2 separate regions of the Homo sapiens genome follow, and region 2 is linked to region 1. A link is a contact called in ENCODE Hi-C or POLR2A ChIA-PET data. All regions are on one chromosome and are shown on one strand. The core of a region is the stretch at or near the end of the contact, and the rest is flanking DNA. Distances in the headings are between cores, read along the strand shown. Region 1 has its middle 8.4 kb from the start of LINC00309. Region 2 overlaps AFTPH (aftiphilin).

The links. A loop is a pair of places that touch in the nucleus more often than their neighbours do. ChIA-PET counts read pairs that join two places held with the same protein, here RNA polymerase II (POLR2A). Pooled maps may share reads with other maps.
Region 2: a loop to region 1 is called in a pooled map, with 4 times the contacts of the local background. The contact joins two enhancer-like sites. A Hi-C loop is called at or near these places in 3 of 37 single-sample maps with no recorded cell type and 4 of 50 pooled maps. POLR2A ChIA-PET finds 5 or more read pairs at or near these places in 1 of 52 experiments (activated T-cell).

What each region holds. Positions count from the first base shown.
Region 1 is chr2:64,210,308-64,217,377 of GRCh38, reverse strand. No RefSeq gene overlaps it. Among named protein-coding and RNA genes, the nearest start is that of LINC00309, 8.4 kb to the right of the region's middle. Within about 2 kb of position 2,902, at least 15 of the 41 ENCODE cell types and tissues checked have a DNase peak (open chromatin) inside an H3K27ac peak, as active enhancers do.
Region 2 is chr2:64,540,528-64,548,270 of GRCh38, reverse strand. The region is part of intron 1 of AFTPH (aftiphilin); the gene reads right to left. The region is part of intron 6 of LOC105374773 (a long non-coding RNA gene); the gene reads left to right. Among named protein-coding and RNA genes, the nearest start is that of MIR4434, 19 kb to the right of the region's middle. Within about 2 kb of position 5,115, at least 2 of the 41 ENCODE cell types and tissues checked have a DNase peak (open chromatin) inside an H3K27ac peak, as active enhancers do.

The sequences.
Region 1 (7,070 bases), core at 1,653-4,152:
CTTGAGTGCCAAGGTGGACTCAAAACTGCCATCAGAGGTCCAGGCTTTTTAGAATTCTTGCTGCCATCTTCAGTGTTGCCCTCAAACAAGCATGGTCACGTTCATGATGGCAAGAAAGCTGACAATGGCAATCAGAACTATGCACTTCCTTGTTCACGTCCAGCATAAGACTAATTTCTCCCCTAGGAATGGAATACAAATCTTCAATCAGATGATTGGGCCAATTTAGGTCACATGTCCATCACTGGATCAATACAGTTGCCAGGGCATTGCCATGCACATAGTGTCTTGGACCAGTCTGCAACCCTCTCTAAGGATGGATGGATCCAGAAAAACATCAACATTAAGAAATGAAGAGTGGGCCGGGCATGGTGGCTCACACCTGGAATCCCAGCACTTTGGGAGGCTGAGACAGGCAGATCACTTGAGACCAGGAGTTTGAGATCAGCCTGGCCAACATGGTGAAACCCCGTCTCTACTAAAAATACAAAAATTAGCTGGGTATGGTGGTGCACATTTGTAATCTCAGCTACTTGGGAGGCTGAGGAAGGAGAGTGGCTTGAACCTGGGAGGCAGAGGTTGCAGTGAGCCGAGAGCATGCCATTGCATTCCAGCCTGGGTGACAGAGCGAGACTCTGCCTCAAAAAAGAAATGAAGAGTGATTGTTAAGTTAAGTGAGCAACAGTTCCCACACAACCAGGCACTGGAGGACTATGGAGGAACCTAGGAATGGTTTCTCTCTTCTGTCTCTAAATCTTTGCTTCTCTCTTCGACTCTGATTCATTTTTTTTTTTTATATCACAACCTGGTTTCTGCTACTTCTCCCAACATGGTGGCAAATACAGCTACCAATAGCTCAGATATTTACTATTACAGTCTTACGGCTCAAAAAAACTAAGCTCTCTTTTTCTCCGTCTTATTTTCAAGTACCTGGGGAAAGATTTTGACTGGCCCAGCCAGGGTCAAGATTATCCTTTAACCAAAAATGGGGTCATGTTCTTGAGTTTGGAAACTCCCACTATAACCACCTAGACACTAGTACAGAGTCAGTTAATTCTGAAAAAGAGTGTTGGCAGATAAGCCAATAGGTGTCTGCTACAGTATGTTGGTTTCTTCATGTCAGATAAAATCTATCTTTTCCATTATTCGTGATTGTATACATTAAGATTATTTTTCATTTTGAGAAACATAGACACAAAAGAACAGTCATTTAAACAAGACAGTTTATCTTTCATACAAAGCTGCAGAGGTAGACAAGCTTATTACATTTCTGTCCACTCATCTGCACTGTTACCCTTGTCTTCATGGTCCAAGATGGCAGCCAGAGCTCCTGCTTGCATGTCCATATTGGAGGCAACAGGACAGAGAAGTTGCCATATACTTCCATTAGTACTTTGCAAGGGAAATTGGAAAACAGCTGCTTTTTTTTTTTCTGAACAGCTACATGCCTAGCTTAAAACTCAGGGGTTCGGCCGGGCACAGTGGCTCACGCCTGTAATCCCAGCACTTTGGGAGGCCGAGGCGGGCAGATCACGAGGTCAGGAGATCGAGACCATCCTGGCTAACATGGTGAAACCCCATCCCTACTAAAAATACAAAAAATTAGCTGGGCCTGGTGGCGGGCACCTGTAGTCCCAGCTACTCAGGAGGCTGAGGCAGGAGAATGGCGTGAACCCAGGAGGCGGAGCTTGCAGTGAACCGAGATAGCGCCACTGCACTCCAGCCTGGGCGACAGAGCGAGACTCCGTCTCGACAAAAAAAAAGAAAAAAATCAGGGGTTCTATCACTATGGAAGAAAAGAACACATATTAGGGGACCAATAGCAGTCTCTGCATTTTGATTGTTCATTTTTAGAATACATAAGGCTCTTAAGCTAGAATAGTTTCTTATTTATTTTTAATTGACAAAAATTGTGTATATTTATGGGGTACAATGTGATTGTTTGATCTATGAATACATTGTAGAAAGAGTCAATCAAGCTAATTAACATATCCATCACCTCATCAACTTACCAATTTTTTTGTGGTGAGGATGTTAGAAAGCTATTCTTTTAGCAATTTTGAAATATACAATACATTGCACTGAATGGTGACCACAGTTAAAAGAGTTTCTTTTTAATACAGAAAGAAAAAGAGTAGTCATCATCAAGTAACAGAGTTTAAAAATACAACTCATGTTTTATACCCACATAATTGAAATTGAAATACATTAAAGTAACAGAAAAAATATACAAAACACTGCCATTGTTTACTTATGTCATGTGTGGCCTTCAAATAAAGGCAATTTTGTGTCATAGTGAGGAGCTATCTGCCAGACAGTGACAACCAGTTCATGTCACTTTTGACAAAACTCTGTGTAAATTCTGTAGGTTTGTGGTATAAAAGGAGACAGATTAACATTCCTTTAATTCAGTCTCAGTCTTAGAAACATGAAATGCTGAAAAGTTATTTTTTAAGCCCAGGAATCTTCTCCCACCCATTAAGCTATCAAAATGGAAATGTCCAAAATGACCAGGTGTGTTTGCTCAACGAAAAAAAAAAGTGTTTCAGTTCTGCTTACTGCAATGACAGCTTGTAAAGCCTTCATCAAAGGAGGCTTTACAAGTTACAAAGCAAGCCTTTGTAACTTGCTTTTTCAAATTATGATTAATGGGCCTACTCTTTTCACAGCCAGTTTCCGATGGAAAGAAGATTCAAGTAATATTCTCCATGCTACTGTGGTCTGTTCTTAGTGGTGACTACTACAAGCCTGACTCAGTCAATTTAGATTTAGAAAAAATAATAAAGCTCCAGTCTCATGCCTGTGAATGAATGGGGAGTAGAGAAAGGGATTTTTTTTAGTACCTGAAAAGTTCCAGCAAAACTAAGCTTCATTGCTGAGGGTGTGTCAGCTGTTCAGGGCAACACCCTTCCTGCAGTTCGGGAGTACAAGAGCACAGACGTCAAGTATTATTTGGTGACAAGAATAGAACATTATTCTGAGCAAAAAAGTGTTATTCAAATTCTACCAAAGCACACAGATGCTGTGACATGGTAATTATTCTAAGAGTGATTAATTTAGAAATTACCTAACCTTTTTGGTTTCTATTTTCGATGACATTTGTAATCTAAATGAGCAACAAACCTGTGCCTCTCCAGCTTTTACATCAAACTCCAAACCTGATTTCCACTTTTATTTTAGGATCAGCAACTCATTTATTAGCGTCAGTCTGTATCTCAGAGATATAAGGCCATTCTAGGGCCAGGTGATCTGCAGACAAGGAATGGAGAAGTAAGAGAAATTACTGCTATCGTTTTCGAGCAAAGCAGGAGAGTAACACATCACCATTTGACTGTCCCCTTCCTCTCCCGTGCTGCCCCTAGAGATCTGAGCAGAAGAGGAGGTCATAGAATGGCTGATCTTTGCTGAGGGTTGGGACTTTGGCCTCTTCTTGTGAATCAACAAAATAATCAATCCAGCATTGGTTGTACTTAATTAAGTTTTAGATCCTCAGCAGATCTGCTTATTAATCCATTCTTTTGCAATAATTTTTCTAGCATCTGCCTCTACTGGGCTCTGTGTTAAACTACGGGTATACACAGAATCATCAGAAAGGGGCCCCATTCTCAAAGAACTTACCATCCAGTGATACTGGTATTAGTTTCAGTTATAGGAATAAGCAGCATGCATTTAGGAAATGACTGACAGGAAATATGTACAAATGATCATAATGGTTAGATGAAATTATGGGTAATTTTTAAAACTTCCCCAAATTCCTACAATGTTATCATATTCCTATAATTATATTCATCTAATGGTTTGAATTTAAAAATACAACAGTAATCTCAAGCCCTAGTATTGAAATTGAGTGATGAATTTTTATTTCTTCAAATAAAACTACTTTAAGTAATATAACCTCCATTATAAATTGTAAAAGTTACTTTTTATAAACAGACGTCAACTATTTAATCATAACACAGATTCTATCTATCATAGCATAACACAGTTATTACAGCAAATCCACTTAAGTCTTCCTGGGACAAGGGAAAAGGGCATAGGTGAAAACCACAGAATAAAATATCTTGGACTATTTTAGGCCTTCCAATGAGGGCAGTGAGATGAATGGCCCTTTTTAACCTCTATACAAACCATGTTGTCATTTACCATGCACCTATGATGTAGTGGCTAGGCTTACCAGAAAACACTCTTAAGCAGCCTCAGAAATGTTGAGTCATTCGTACATGTAATCTACCTCATAATACTGAGAAAAGTACTTGAAATGTCTCAAAAAGAGAAGCATTAGTACAAACTTGTAACAGCTACAGTGGTCATCAGACCCGGACCAACTGTAGTCAATGGTTTTACCCACAAGCCAACTTGTGAGTCAGAATCCCACTTGTTTTCAGCTGAAAACACAGGTGATAGGAATTCAAGCCCTCTACCCAGTGCTATGAACACTGTGAGTACTCTCCAGATGGGAGCTATGGGTATTGTCCTTCAAAGATACAGAATAAATGTTGAGGTGTCGTTTTGACCATGAAACCTGATCAGTTCTATGCTTTAGCTACATGCCTTTCTGATGCCTTCAGAGTACAAATACCCAGATGGTTTGAGTATTTAAAAGGAGGCTTATCAAAAAAAAAAAAAAAAAAAAAAAGAAGGGTTGAAAAGAAAAGGCACTTATTGAGTTCTTCAAAAACAACAGTTGAAGTGAATAAACTGTCATGGGTGCTTTTAATATGTAAATTTGCAAAGTCATATGCTTATTTCTGTTATCAGGAAGTAAGTGAAAAAATTCCTTTTAAATTCACTGAATCAACACAGATATGATGTGTTTTGTTTTGTTTTTTTTTGGGGGGAGTGCGGTTTTTTTGACACAAGTTCTTGCTGTTGCTCAGGCTGGAGTACAGTGACACAATCATAGTTCCCTCTAACCACAAACTCCTGGGCTTAAGCAATCCTACCACCTCAGCCTCTCAAGTAGCTAAGACTACAATGCTATGCCACAAAGCCCAGCTAACTTTTGTATTTTAATTTATTTTATTTTAATTTAATTTTATTTTTTGGTAGAGATGAGGTCTCACTATGTTGCCCAGGCTGGTCTCAAATTCCTGGACTCAAGCAATCTTCCTGTCTCGGGCTCCCAAAGCACAGGGATTATAGGCATGAGCCCGCATGCTGGGCCCACAGATATGATTTTTATAGACTTTTCTCATTTTTGTCGTTCCTGTCTCTGAAGTTCTGAACTTTCATTTATTCAAGCATATTTACTGATTTCCTACCATGTGGCAGACATTGATCTGGTGCTTAGAATACATCAGTGAACAACAACAACAAAAGATCTCTGTCTTTATAGAGGTTACATTCTAGGTAGAAGACATAAAACAAACTATAAACACAATAAGTAAGTAATTTCAGTAGGATATTACATGCGATAAATGCTTTGGGAAAAGGAAATGTTAGACCAGGGTAAGGCATCAGGAGTGCCAGCTGTGGAGAGGGAAGGCAAGTTCAGTTTCAGCTAGGCAGCAGGGGAGGCCTTGCTGAGAAGGTGAGAACTGAGTGAACAGGTGATGAGGATGAGGGGTGGGTCATGTGCTGTGGGGGAAAGTATCCCCGTCTGAGGGAACAGACATAGCTGGGGCATTTGAGGAACAGACATAGCTGGAGTGTTTGAGGAACAGTCAGGAGACCAGTGTGGCTGGCATGGAATGAGTGAAGGTGAGGTTAGCAGGAGATGAAGCCAAAGAGGTAATGAAGAGTTGGTCATCTGAGTGGTGTAGGCCTTTGTAAGGACTTGTATTTACTCTGAATGAAAGAGGGCACTATTGTGAGTTTTCCAGCAGAGGCGTGATACGATGAACCTACACATCTGAAGCATCTCTCTGACCAAATCCCACAGTGTGGCAAGGGTAGAAGTGGAGAGACTTGTGAGGAAGTGAATGTGATCATCCAAGAGAGAGATGACAATGGCTTGGAACAGATTGGTAGCAGCGGAGGTAGTGAGAAGTGGTTGGATGTGGGATATATTTTGAAGAGGAAGCCAACAAGATTCGGATGTGAAAAAAGAAAAAAAGAAAGAGGAGTCCAGAAAGACTCGAAAGGTTTTGAATAGAGTCACCATCGACGGATGGGGTGCAGACTGGGAGTGGAGCCAACTTCAAAGGGAAGAACAGAAGTCCAAGTTTGGACTTGTTAAGTTTGATATATGAAGCAGGCAGCTGGATAAAGCTCTGGAGTTCAGGAGAGAAATCTGAGCTGGAGGTGCACATTTGGCAGCTTCTGATGATATTTAAGGCTATGAAACCAGGTGAGATCACCAAGAAGGTGAGTAAGGAAGAGAACAGGACTAAGATTATGAGGTCAGAGGGAAAAGGCGGGACCAGCAAAGGAGTCTCAGAAGGAAGTGAGGAGGAGGAAAATAAAGAAAGGGTGTGTGCTGGAAGCCAAGTAAAGAAGCTGTTTCAGAGACAAGTCAGTCATCACTGTGTCGGATGCTACTGACACACACCTCAGATGTTGCCTGAGAAGCGAGCAATGGGCTTAGAAAAGTGTAGGTCAGGCCAGGCACAGTGGCTCACACCTGAACTCCCAGCCCTTTGGGAGGCCAAGGTAGGCAGATTGCTTGAGGCCAGGAGTTTGAGACCAGCCTGGCCAATATGGTGAAACCCTGTCTACAAAAACATACAAAAATTAGCTGGGCGTGGTGGCGCATGCCTGTAATCCGAGCTTCTTGGGAGGCTGAGGCAGGAGAATCACCTGAACCCGGGAGGTGGAAGTTGCAGTGAGCCGAGATCGTGCCACTGCAGTCCAGCCTGGGTGACAGAATGAGAATCTGTCTCAAAAAAACAAAAGAAAAGTGTAAGTCATTGGTGACTTTGAAAAGACAAGCTTCAGTAGAGGATTCATGGGAGAAAAACTTGTCTGAAGAAAGATTAAGAGGTGATAAAAAGAGAGAAATTAGAGGCAGCAAATATCGATAACCATTTAGAAAAATTCTGCTTTCAAAAGGAGATGCAAAGAATTGGGGCTGTAGCCCCATTTTTCTTAAGTGTTTTTGTTAGGCATTAGTATGTAAAATTAATACTTGC
Region 2 (7,743 bases), core at 3,866-6,365, 330 kb before region 1:
CAGGCGCCCGCCACCGCGCCCGGCTAATTTTTTGTATTTTTAGTAGAGACGGGGTTTCACCTTGTTAGCCAGGATGGTCTCGATCTCCTGACCTCATGATCCACCCGCCTCGGCCTCCCAAAGTGCTGGGATTACAGGCGTGAGCCACCGCGCCCGGCCCTTTTTCTAAAGTTTAAAAGCAGCCGGGCGCAGTGGCTCACACCTGTAATCCCAGCACTTTGGGGGGCTGAGGAGGGTGAATTACTTGAGCCCAGGAGTTCGATCAAGACCAGCCTTGGGCAACATGATGTAACCCTGTCTTTACAAAAAAAACAAAATATTAGCCAGGCATGGTGGCATGCACCTGTAGTCCAGCTACTTGGGAGGCTAAGGTGGGAGGATTGCTTGGGTCCAGGAAGTCAAGGCTGCAGTGAGCTGTGATCACACCACTGTACTACTCCAGCCTGGGTGACAGAGTGAGACCCTGTCTCAAAAACATTAAATAAAAATAAAATTTAAAAGCATTAATAAAGATAGTGACATGTCAAAAGAATACAAAAGCTACCTTGAAAGGGCTGCTACTAACTAAATCAGGAACAATTTGAGCACTGAAATAAAGATAATAATGGATTATAACCCAATAAATAAAATAATAAACTGAGTCCTCACAGATATAAACATGTAAGTAAATAAACTGCAAGTTAGATGAGGAACTGGATATTTGCATAGTTTCAAAGTACTTCCCCACAATATACTTAATTACAAAGGGAAAAAGTATAAGTTTACAGTGTGAAGCCTGACACTACCTTAATCAGGTGATCAACATGAACATTATCAGTAATGGGAACACTGAAATCATGCACCACCTGATGAGATGCAATGAGAATACAGGATCACTTCTGGGATATCCTGTCAAAAATACAACACCTGACTTCAGGAGGAAATTTCAGGGAAATTCAAACTGAGAGACAGCCTACAAAATTACTGGCCTGTAATCTTCAAAAGTATCAAGCTCATGAAAGTCAAGGAAAGACTGAAAACCTGTTTCAGATTGAAGAAGAAGAATAAAGAGACATGAGAAGTAAACGCAGCACTTGGTCTCCTTCCTATAAAGGTTGCTACTGGGATGATTGTGAGTCATCTACTTTAACAGAGTCCAAAAGATTCACTATAGCAGCAATGTATCAAGGTTAATTTCTTGATTGTGATGGTAGTATGTATGTATGTATGTATGTATTTTTTTGAGACAGAGTCTAGCTCTGTCGCCCAGGCTGGAGTGCAGTGGCACGATCTCGGCTCACTGCAAGCTCCGCCTCCCGGGTTCACGCCATTCTCCTGCCTCAGCCTCCCAAGCAGCTGGGACTACAGGGGCCTGCCACCACGCCTGGCTAATTTTTTTTTTTTTTTGGATTTTTTTTTTTAGTAGAGACGGGGTTTCACTGTGTTAGCCAGGATGGTCTCGATCTCCTGACCTCGTGATCTGCCCGCCTTGGCCTCCCAAAGTGCTGGGATCACAGGCGTGAGCCACCATGCCCAGCCTTGTGATGGTAGTACTGTAGTCATGCATGAGAATGTCCTTGGTTGTAGGAGATACACACTAAACTATTTGGTAGTGATGGGGCATCAGGCTGGCAGTCTTAAATTGTCCCAGAAAAAAAATTTATTTGTATTGACATTGCAACTTTTTATGTTTGTGATTGTTTCAAAATGGAAAAAAAAAAGCATTCAAAGAGATTTATATGCCTACATTTAAATATGTGTATTTTAGAATAAATGTGTTACTTATACAATTCTAGCTAAGTAAACACTGTTAAAATCTGATATTGGAGTCCTTAATTAAATTCCTCACCCAATTTAGACTTTGGCATATATTAGACAATTTGAATAATCCTTTACTTGAAGCCTCAAATTTGACAGTATTAAACTGCTTTATGCCCCGTTTGCTAGAGACTGTTCCTTAGTTTTACATGCTCATAACACCTTTTAAAAAACTGTGGTAAAATAGACATAATATAAAATTTACCATGACAATGTTGGTACATTACTGTTAACATTATTGTTCGCAGACTTTGTTAAATTGTTACCATTAAAAAAAAAAGGGCTGGGTGCAGTGGCTCACGCCTGTAATCCCAGCGCTTTGGGAGGCCGAGGTGGGAGGATCACTTGAGGTCAGGAGTTTGAGACCAGCCTGGCCAACATGGTGAAACCCCATCTCTACTAAAAATACAAAAATTAGCCAGGCGTGGTGGCGGGTGCCTGTAATCCCAGCTACTTGGGAGGATGAAGCAGGAGAATTGCTTGAACCCGGGAGGCAGAGGTTGCAGTGAGACGAGATCGTGCCACTGCACTCCAGTCTGGGTGACAGAGTGAGACTCCATCCCATTAAAAAAACAAAACGAAACAAAACAAAAAAAAACTTGCGTTTGTGTTTGTGTATAGTTCTGCTCAATTTTATCCTCTATTCAGATTTGTGTAACTACCACCACTATCAAGACACAGAACTGCCCCCACTCCACCTCCATCCCTGTCCCCTTGCAACCACTAATCTGTTCTCCATCGCCACAATTTTGTCCTTTGAAAGGATATTATGTATGCAACCCTTTGAGGCTGAATTTTTTTCACTCAGTGTAATGTCCTCGAGGTCCATTCTGGTTGCTGCCTGTAACAATAGGTCAGGTCTTTTTTTTTTTTTTTTTTTTTTTTTTTTTTTTTTTTTTTTTTACTGCTGGTGGCATTCCATTGTACAGATATACCAGTTTGTTTAACTGTTCACCTGCTGAAGGACATTTTGGTTGTTTCCAGTATCTTACTATTATAAACTGCATATGTATAGTGTGTGTGTACATACATAAACACTAATAGTATAAACAGTATATACATAATAATAGTATATATAAATAGTATGTATAATAAGGATGCTAGGAACTTCCATATACAGGTTTTTGTGGGCATGTAAGTTTTCATTTATCTAGGATAAATGCTCAAGAGTGTGACTGCTGGGTATCATGGTAAGTACATGTTTAGTTATGTAAAAAACTGCCAAACTCTTTTCCAGAGTAGCTGTACCATTTTACATGCTCATAATACCTTACTTTCAAAGAACTATGTGTGATGGCTTTTTTTTCCTAGCCTAATCTGTGATTAACCTATTGCTTTTTTCCAAAACTTTTACTCTTTAAAAATGAAATAATTTATTGGTTCACAACCTATTCCAAACTCAGACATTAATGCAAATACAAAGATCTGAATCAGAAACTCTGTAACCAAAGCAACAACTCCGCAAGTTTTTCTTCCTGTCATACCTTTGCAAGGTACTCTATTTTCCATTATAGGTGAGACAGGCTTTATTGGCCTTCTAGAGTAAAAACATTTTCATATTTCTCAAAAAGGGGTCACCAATTGATGGCGAGAACTTGCGCTGCTGCATGATCCCCTGCAGCAGGTATTGGCTCTGACCCAACTTACCCTTTAGAAACCTAAGAGAGTGCCACTGCTTCTAAGTGTCCTTGAACCAATCAGTGTAGGGGAGACTCAAAACTTTCCAGAAAATTCCTGTGTCTAGGCCAACTCTACTTAAAAGAAGTTTCATGTTAATTGAAGTATTACTTGTATAATGAATTTACAAATAAAGTTTCATTTCTATAATCCACTTTAACACATAAAATATGGGCTTTAAATAGCTGTTCCTGCTCAACAGGGGAAAAAAAGGATAGATAAGCTACTTTAGTACTGTGTCTGGCACACAACAAACAGAACAAATGTTTCTTCATCCTTCGTAATGGACTACTTTCTCCATCCACACCACAAGGAGTCCCAAATAGTCATCTAATTTCTTTATAACCTGTACAAACAAGCAAGCATGTGTGTGTGTGCATGCATGTGTGTAACTTGCCATTTTTATGTCTACTTATTCTAAGACCTGTTAGAGGGGAGCAAATAAATAATGCCGCTATTGTCTTGCAAGCCACTGTATACAAAAACAGTTGACAGGAGGGTCTCATAATTGGGTAGCAAACAGGATATCCTAGTAGTCAGAGCATAGAGATAGAGAATTTGGGTGGGCTTCCTGTACTTTGGAGATTTATCTATGAGAAATCACATCCTTATCAGGAGATTAGGGGACAATATAGGTGAATAAAAATAATTAATAGAAGTGCAAACTGAAGCCGACTTTCAGGGCTACGAACCAGGAAAATCAGAGGGTTTTGGGTTTGGGAATTCTGGCATAGAAGGTCCAATATAAAGGGGTCAGGGAAACAGTTTAGAAGCCCAATAGCAGTCAGCAATGGAACCTAAGCCCCAAGCCAGATTAGTAGCCAGGATGGCAGGGCATACAACAGGTGAAGGTGATTCTGTATTAATCTTCCACCAAAAGAGAAGCTGCACTTGCTTATGGAATTCTAACCTCTAGTCTGAAATGGTCATGGAAAAGAAGAGATGATGAGTCTGTAAGTTGTAAGCTCTGGGGTCAAAAGGCAAGATGGGCTTGAGAAGGCAGAAGGAAGGAATGGGGCCAACAACTGTCTGAGACTATTTGGCCATTTAAAAATAGTTTCTCAAGAAAAACAAAGTTGGAGGACTTAAACTACCTGATATCAAGACTTGCTTTAAAGTCACATGGTCTTGTGATAAAGATGCCACTGCAGTGTGGTGGGGAAAGGATAGACTCTTCAACAAATGATGCTGGATTAACTGGATAACCACACAGGCAGGAAAAAAAATATCTGATTCTAACATCTTATACAGAAATAAGCTCCAGATAGTTCATGGGCCTACATGTGAAAGGTGAAGCAATCAGCCTTCCAGAAGATAACAGAAGAGATTATTTGTATGACCTTAGGAAAGGCATAAATGTTTTAAACAAGAAACAGAAACACTGATTACAGAAAAGATTGATATATTGGACTGCATTAAAATTTAAAACTTCTCTTCATCAAAAGAATACCATAGAGTGAAAAACCAAGAAAGCCATTGCCTGGGAGAAGATATGTGCAAAACATGTAACTGTCAAAGAACTCATATCCAGAATATGGAAAGAATTCCTACAAGTCAATGTGGAACAATCCAACAGAAAAATGGCCAAAATATTTGAACAGGTATTTCACAAGACAGGATATCCAAATAGCCAACAGCATATAAAAAGTCATCAGGGAAAAATGTACATTAAAACAACAATAAAATACCACTATACATCTACCAGAATGACTAAAATTAAAATTATTCTCTCCACAGCCACTTTTGGTAAGGATGTGGAGAAACTGTGATTCCCACACTTTACTGGTGGAAGTATAAACTGGTACAGATATTCGGAAAACTGTTTGATAATATGTACTAAAACTATACCAGACCTTCAGTACCTGGCACATTCTGTGCACTAAGTAAATGATCAACTACCATTATATTTTAACTTTCACCAACTCTGTGGCTAAAATAATAACCTATCTGTAACAAAACCTAAGTCAATGTTTGCTTAGTTGGCACAAACATTCATATGACTCTATATTTTAAAAGGTCACTGAAAGAATAAGTCACTTAAGAAAAATATGCATAACCACACTAAAGATACATGAAGTTGACTTTATTGCCAGTTTTTCTAACCAATCCCTAGAAAATATAAAACTTGACTTATATAACTATATAATTTCATAGGCTTGGGGGCATGGGGGCGGGGGGATGCTGATAACAAACTAAATCTGAAGCCCAAGGTTGAAGGACTGAGATCATAACCTCTAAACAAGCTCAAGGGTCCAGTGACCAGTCTGTTAAAAGATGGAAGTTTTGAAGTGAAATAGAAAAATGCAACCCGGAAGTTCTCACTGGTATCTTGAAGTAAACTGCCTGTAGCTCCTATTTGGTTAGATGAACAACCACAAGAATTTAGAAGGTGCTTGGTTGGGATGGAAAAGATTCATCACATGTGGGAAATATATAGGGTATTCCCTACGTATTCCTCTAAGGAATAGTTAATCCCTGGTACCCTCCTACCCCCAACATCCACACACAGTATCATGCACCCTAAAGGTCCATGGGCTCACATTTGAGGGGGGTGGAGTGTCTCTAAGTAAGAGGCCCTCTAGCAATCTTTCCAGAATCAAACATCGAGAGTTCTTTCCAGACAAGTTAAAAACATACAGCACACACTGCTCAACTGGGAGAAACTCCCATCCTTTACAGGGTACCAGCCCAGCTGTATCAATGTGTACATCATCTTTCAAGGACAGATAAACTGACCTAGATTATACAACCCAGCTTCACTCTAAACTTATTTTTATAGGGACCAGGATGGAGGGTGAAGGAAAAGATATTGTAGAAAGAAGGATGGTGATAAAAGGGAGAAGAAAAACAACTGTATCTGAAATATGCTAATGACTTCAATAGTATCAATGACATTAGCAAAGTATATTTAATGGATGACAAAAAATAATCACCATCTTTTTACCACAATATGTCTGAGGTTTATAATTAGTCACTTGGGTGAGTGAAGGAAAAAACAAAAAAGAAAAACCGTATTTTCTTTAGAAAAATGAATGAAAATGTCACGTAAGCATTAACAACATCAATTTACATTACAAGTGTTGCCTGGTGTACAGTAGTTCAAATTCTTCCAAATCTTTATAATATCCTTATGGAAATTTTAAGGTCATATCAAAATGTACTGTCAATGAATTTGCCCAGCCTACATTTCTGCTTGAGTCATAAAGAAGTAGAAAAGAGCCCTTCTTCTGAACCACATGAAGATTTGGGTTTTAGTTAACTTTTTGGTTTTCAATATATTTAGAGTGCTATGATATCACAGTTGTTTTCACAGCTCTAAATTTTAAAATCTACAGAAATAATTGTTTTTTCTTTTTGGGTGTTTTTTCTTTTGTTCTTAGCATATTAGCACAACAGAAATTAATACAGGCAGAGCCTCTAATTAACTTGCCAGCCTAAAAACAAAAACCCAAGATATCAGACACCAACTGTATGTCACTGAGTCACCAACTGCATAATATGTTATTTAAGATGACATTTGTTAAATAAATAGTATCTTCCACGTGTTTTCACTCCATGTTTACACCAATGTCATTATTAATACTTATTGAGTGCTTACTATGGGCCAATATTATGTGAAGAGAACTCGTGAGTTATCTCAATTATCTCCTCATACTATCATATGAGGTGGAAATGCTTCATTTTAAAGATGAAGAAATAAAAGCTCAAAGAGGTTAAGTAATCCTACAAGGTAGCATAACTAGTAAGTGGTGAATTAATCACAAGTTAATCAAACATTTTATAAGTGTCTTAAAATATTAGACGTGATTGACGGCAAATATTACAATTATAAAAATTCTTACAAAAAGGCTTCTGAGTGGTTCAGAAAAAGGTTTCTGAAACCTCCAAGTAACTTGGAAGGGGAAAGATTTTTACAAGACAAGAAAGTACAGTATAACCAACAAAAATGCCAAGCAGCAAATATCTTGTTTCAGTATTAGTGTATATAGTACAAAATATGAGCAAACAATGAAAATGAGCAGCAAAATACCTTTATACTGAAGTTGATCACCCTAAAAAAGCCACACTGTCAATAGTGACAACAAAAAATTTTGTCTTTCTAGTTTTGATGTCAATACAATTGACACATAAAAGTAAAAATATATATATAATGTCAGTTACATGAGCTGCAACACACGTTCACTTTTCAAGTGCTACTTACCTTGTTAAACAGCAATGAGTTATTTGAGAGAAGTTGGTTTTCAAAAATTCCCATGAAAAATTTTTTCT